Regions from separate parts of the Homo sapiens genome. Here region 1 is linked to region 2. The links are chromatin loops, found by intact Hi-C in ENCODE. Cell type or tissue: IMR-90. All regions are shown on one strand. Each heading gives the region's core, and the rest is flanking DNA. Links, peaks and the distances in the headings are about the cores only. Region 1 overlaps LOC105373611 (a long non-coding RNA gene). Region 2 has its middle 410 kb from the start of HS6ST1.

Region 1 (2,913 bases), core at 192-2,691, 200 kb before region 2:
AAAAATTGCAGCTGCTTCCTATTATTTGTAATTTGGACTTGTATTTCAATTTAATCCATTCCTGCTGGTTTTAAACTGAAAAGAACATGTAAGTGAGTTCTCCCACCCAAAAGTTAAGAGACACTCCCTCCCTCCATACCGACTGGGGACTCTAGGTGACTAGAGACTTTATGGAGGTGTTGAAATGTTCGTCCATGATACGTAGCAGCCTTATAGGACCTCCCTTCAAGAAAAATATCTGCAGGGATTTTTGGCTTAGCCAGAAGGTGCACATAAGGGCTGGTCACCTGGCACCTTGAGTGCTCTGCTGCCGAAAAGTGATGAGAGATTCCGAGACATGTAAAAGAGTGAATCCATCCTGGCTAACACGGTGAGACCCCATCTCTACTAAAAATACAAAAAAATTAGTTGGGCATGGTAGCATGTGCCTATAGTCCTAGCTGCTCAGGAGGCTGAGGCAGGAGAATTGCTTGAACGCGGGAGGCAGAAGTTGCAGTGAGCTGAGATCGCACCACTGCACTCCAGCCTGGAGAGAGAGCAAGACTCTGTCTCAAAAACAAAAAACAAAAGAATGAGTCATGACTCACTGATGACTCTTTGAGGAATGGCACTCACAGAGCAGCACACTTCAGCCTACTACATCGTTCCAGCCTTGGTCACTTTTGAAAGGGAATTTCTAAAATGGTGGGAAACTGATTGTCAAAGCTGAGCTTTCCCTTAAGGATCATCCCCCGGCCCTCGGAAATACCCGCTGTATTTGTGTATAACACCCGTGGAGCTCCACCTTGGACTTACACAACTCAAGATCATCCCAAGTAGCAATGGCCAAATTGGGGGTCTTTTGAAATTTCTAAATTAATATATTTGCACACACAATGGGAAAATGCAGGTTTTAGAACCAGACAAATGAATAGAAAGCCTACTTTCTGATTGCCCTGAGTGAAATCTGGTAATAAGAGATTTGAAAGGATTTTTTAATGAGCTGTATGGTCAGAGTAGGCTTAATTAAAAGCTGATTTTCAAACTATAATTTTTTCCTGTCTTCCTTTTCTCTTTTGGATACTGTTTCTGGGAATTGTTTTTTAGTTGACAGAATCCGCTTTTCAAATATGTCTGGTCCCTCTGTTTGCTTCCTTTCTTGTTGGCATGATTTTTGCTGACGAAAATGTAAAACTTCATTGGCTTTTTATTTTATTTATTTATTTTGAGACAGAGTCTCGCCCTTGTCGCCCAGGCTGGAGGGCAGTGGCACGATCTTGGCTCACTGCAACCTCCACCTCCCGGGTTCCAGCGATTCTCCTGCCTCAGCCTCCCAAGTAGCTGGGATTACAGGTGCCCACCACCATGCCCAGTTAATTTTTGTATTTTTAGTAGAGACAGGGTTTCACCATGTTGGCCAGGCTGGTCTTGAACCCCTGACCTTAGGTGATTTGCCCGTCTTCGCCTCCCAACATTGGTCTTTTAGAAACCTTAAAATCTCCCCAAATTGGCTCCGCTCCTCTAGGACTTGTTTTTCCTTCCATTTCTGCTCCTCCTTCCTTTTGCCATGTTAGATACCACGTGAAGAAATCTAGAGGAGACTTCCAACAGCCCTGGGCCCTCTTGAGGAACACAGGAAAAGGCACCACAGCCCCTTTGTGAGGCCTTTTACTTTCCTTGTGGAGTCCCAAGAGTAGCGGGTATGCCCCTCTCAGGGCTGAAACTCTGCTCTCTTTTGCATTGAGTTACCCGATCTCTTTGGCTTTGTAGGCACCAGGGGTTCCATTGTACTGTGAGAGGGAAGGTGACCTTTGTGTGTGTGACGGCTGGTGAGTCAGATGTGAGAGCTGCAGCTTTGGAGGTGGCCGCAGCAGTTGCAATGAGTGTATTTATTTCAGGGATGACTCGTTTCTTTGTGTGTTTAGATAAGAAAAGTGTGGTTTGGATACTTGCACGTGGTGGGAACACCCACCACCGAGGGATAGGATTCCCATGGGGGCTGGGCTGATGGCAGAGGGGGCTGGTTGCTGTTGGATTGCCCAGCAGTCTCTGGCGAATGTCTTGTAGTGAGGCGCTCTAAGAAAGTGTTGCAGGGCCTGGTCCCATCACGTTTTCCTCATTTGCGGAAAATGGGATTCAATGTAAAAGTGGGATCCTTGATTTCTGAAGATCTAGATGCTCTGCCTTTCAGCTGGGCCTGCTTTTCACATCTGTAAGTATTAGGCCCTGGAAGCTACAAATGCTTTGTGGGCTCTGTTCATTAATGAGCTCTGCCCTGAGCTCAGTGGCCCAGTTGGAAAACAAAGACCAAATTAGAAGCTACCTATCTAAATAAAATTGGGCTCCTTGTCAATCCTGTGGTGAATTCCTATGGTTTTGTGTTACTGTGGGATTTCTTCTTAATCTTTCTCTGACAAAACCAAAACCCTTCTTGAAAATGTAAATTCTTTCTCTGTGTTTCAAGATGTTAATTTGCTACCCTGTTTTCTCCAAAACCAGTAAGGGCTTCAGCCATGTGGGACAGATAAACTTTAATTTGTTCCATTTACAGAGGCACAGTTTAATCCAAGTGTCCTTTTAAACTAGTGAGTTTTACTTGTCTCATGGCTAAAATTTTAAAGTCCAAGCTGTAAAATTTTTGTGCCTATCTCTGTTTTTATGTTTACATGTGTACATGTCTGTGCGTATGTTGTCTGTGTGGTACCAAATTGACTTATAAGTGCATGAGTACTCACAAATTGCGTGCCCAAATGCTTTCAAGTTTACATGACTTTAGCAATCTTTGGTAAATAAAGCTAGCTTAAAAATTGTTGGTAAAACAAAATAGAAATGTCTTCAGAATTTTAGACATTTTTTTTGACCAAGTCTACTGGCGAACAAATACATACTGTCTCTGCTAGATGTTTTAAGGTCATAAAACTGTTGCTTCTGTGA
Region 2 (2,913 bases), core at 158-2,657:
TTTTTTTTTTTTTTTGAGACAGAGTCTTGCTCTGTCACCCAGGCTGGAGTGCAGTGGTGCGATCTCCGCTCACTGCAAGCTCCGCCTCCCAGGTTCATGCCATTCCCTGCCTCAGCCTCCCGAGTAGCTGGGACTATAGGCACCAGCCACCAGGCCTGGCTAATTTTTTGTATTTTTAGTAATGATGGGGTTTCACCATGTTAGCCAGGATGGTCTCGATCTCCTGACCTCGTGATCTGCCTGCCTAGGCCTCCCAAAGTGCTGGGATGGCATTCTTAATGGATACGCCCCACATTGTGGGCTGTGGTTTTAGATCTTCTTCTTGTCTTTTCCTTATTGGTCTTGACAGATTCTGATGTGATTACGGTCTTTGAAGGGAGGAGGCTTGGTTTGGGAGTGTGGATGTAGGGATGGATGTGTGTTTGGCCACTGGAGACACAGAAAGACAGAGGTAACAACTCTGATGTGGATCCTGTGTGGGAGAGGGCCCTAGAAGTCCCCTAGAAGGGCACAGAGGGGCTGGCGCCAGCTCTCAATTCACTGTCGCAGGGCCACGCAGCCCCCCAGCACCCTCCACACCCCACAGATGGAGGAGGCTATGCGGGTGCCTGGTACCTCCCTCTTCTGACACAAGCACCTGAAGAAGAAAGGGCTAGGCTTGGAAAGGAGGTGAGAGGGATGGTGAATAGTCCTCAAGACTGGGCCTTTGGGATCAGCCACCCAAAAACCATTTGAGACAGATGGAATCTGCCATGTTTCTAGGGCTTCCAGTTTCAACACAGAAAAGGCCCAGGGCGATGCTAAGACTCCATCAGCCTACCCGAGGCTTCCACTACACACTTGACGTCGGCATCCACCAGACCCAGCTGCACCTGAATCACACACACCTTCTCTCTCTCCCAATCTGTCCCTGTGGTGAGCACAAATGAGCCTCCATGGAAGACAGGCGGACCTTGTTCCATTCAGAGATCAGACCTCGGGGCTCCTAAGCAAACCCTATCCACATCTTCTCCACTCCCAGACATTTTCATTTCTGGATATTGTCATTTTCTGATGAATGTCCCAGGAATAGTGGCTGGTGACCCTTCACCTTCTTTTTCTTCTTCACAGACATATGAACAAACTCTTAAGTTTTGGTGAACTTAAGGTAGCATTTCCCAAGGTGAGTTCCCTAGAACACTAGTTCTTTAGGCTTGTTCTTGATGTTGTGCTAACAAAAAGGTTTGTAGTCAAGGTAATTTGGCATAGATTTGGTTGGAAAATGTTGAGCAGGCTCACCTTCTGCCCCTTCCCCTCCTTGTGAGTTTCCAGCACAGCTACCCTTGCCAGAGTAACCACTGCTAACTGCCTTCCCGTGAGCAGGTTTCTTACAGCAGGATGTTTCAGGGCCTTTAACAGGCACTGTAAGTCTGCAAGAGGGAGATCATAACTGGTATCCTCAAGCTCATTATGCCACAGACCCTTATTTTCCTCCAGGGCTCTCTGTGGGATATGCTGCACTAGGGGTGGCTCTGCCTGTGAACAGCTTCTGTTGGGCCCCTTTCACACACTGTTGGCCAATGGGGGCTTGCTGAAAACACATCCTCCGCCCACCACCCTATTAGGAAATATCTCATTTAAGTGTCTCAGTGTCTGGAACTGGGCCATTAGATGTCCATTTCTCTGTGTAAGCCTTTTCTTATTGCAAAATGCAAAATCCCCTGGGAGTAACACATGCAATAATGACTAATCATTCACAGTTTTGTGCTGAGTAAAGAACACGGCTGTTACTGACAGATGGACTTGGGTCAGAATCCCGATTTCACCCTTCCTTTGCTGTATTACCTTGCTTGACAGGAGGGCTGCTGGTCACATACAGTGAGATACATTTGCCCCTACCTCCCAGAGTTCTTGTGAGAATTAAAATGATGAACAAACGAATGCAAAGACAGAGCCAGCAGGGGAGTGTCTCCCAAAGGGGTGCTTTGCTAAGGATTTTAGAGAACCTGGTGTGCTGCCTTGATGCTGGTGCCCAGGGGCTCGCTGCCCACTGCAGTGGTGTGGTTCCTGTACCGGATCTGCCCTGATGGTAGAACCTGGCCCTGCCATCCTCAGTGGATGTCTGTTGCAGATGCCACAGACCCAGAAGCATGCCTGGATGATACGGTGGGCTGGTGTGTGACAAAAAGCATTTGCTAGGCACAATTAAGCCGGCTGAAAACTGCAGAAGGGGCAACTAACCTAATTAACAAAGCAGCATTAGTCTGAGGGCTTTACAGAAATTAATTGTTGTTATACAAATGCTGAGCTAATTGAGAATAGGTCTGATTAATTTATCAGAGCAGGTCCTCGTGGATCCGCCTTAGAAACACTATCTTGCAGGCGGCTCCAGCCACAGGGATCTTTACATCACCAGCACTGGTCTCCCCTTCCATAGCTTAACATAGTAGCTGCCTTTCCGGGCTTGCTTTATTTCCACCTTGCCTGTTAGTCTGATGCAGGACTCTTGGGCTCTTGGCTGTGATGGGAAGAAGGTTCTGGAAGCAGCACTGCAACTCTGAGCTGGCTAGATCTCAGAGTCAAAACCAGACGACACTGCCGGTGTCTTTTTCACTTCGCTGCAGTGGTCTTAGATTTAAAAGCCACACACATCAGAACTAGTTTCTGATGGAATCAACTCATTGAGTTGGAAAAATTATAATTTAACATTACATGGAATTTAAAGTCTCTATTACACATAGCGGATGCACAATCAAACACGGTTCATTCTTGCCTCCCCCTCTCCCCTGCCAACTCCCCCTCCTAAGTGATGGGGCAGACAGCACAAAGGGTTCTTGAGTTTTGAATGTTGGGAGTGTGTCTGGAAGCCTTGTTTTGTTTGCAGCAGTCGTGGCCGCACCTGCGGGCCCACACCTTGTGGGCAGTTTCTTGGTG

Evidence for each region. Peaks named below come from ENCODE experiments on the same cell type or tissue, not always from the same donor. Only the 100,000 strongest peaks of a DNase experiment are listed, where the experiment ranks them.
Region 1: it touches region 2 in a loop (6-fold over the local background); 1 of 110 quality-filtered maps calls a loop at or near these places.

What each region holds. Positions count from the first base shown.
Region 1 is chr2:128,535,522-128,538,434 of GRCh38, forward strand. All of the region lies in intron 1 of LOC105373611 (a long non-coding RNA gene), which reads left to right. Among named protein-coding and RNA genes, the nearest start is that of HS6ST1, 220 kb to the left of the region's middle. RefSeq lists enhancers at 983-1,779, 1,780-2,576. In IMR-90, for the core only: a CTCF peak has its summit at 1,748; DNase peaks (open chromatin) are centred at 620 and 1,870; H3K27ac peaks cover 1,920 bases.
Region 2 is chr2:128,731,634-128,734,546 of GRCh38, forward strand. No RefSeq gene overlaps it. Among named protein-coding and RNA genes, the nearest start is that of HS6ST1, 410 kb to the left of the region's middle. RefSeq lists enhancers at 1,767-1,876, 2,836-2,895. In IMR-90, for the core only: no CTCF peak of the experiment used is centred there; a DNase peak (open chromatin) is centred at 1,648; H3K27ac peaks cover 198 bases.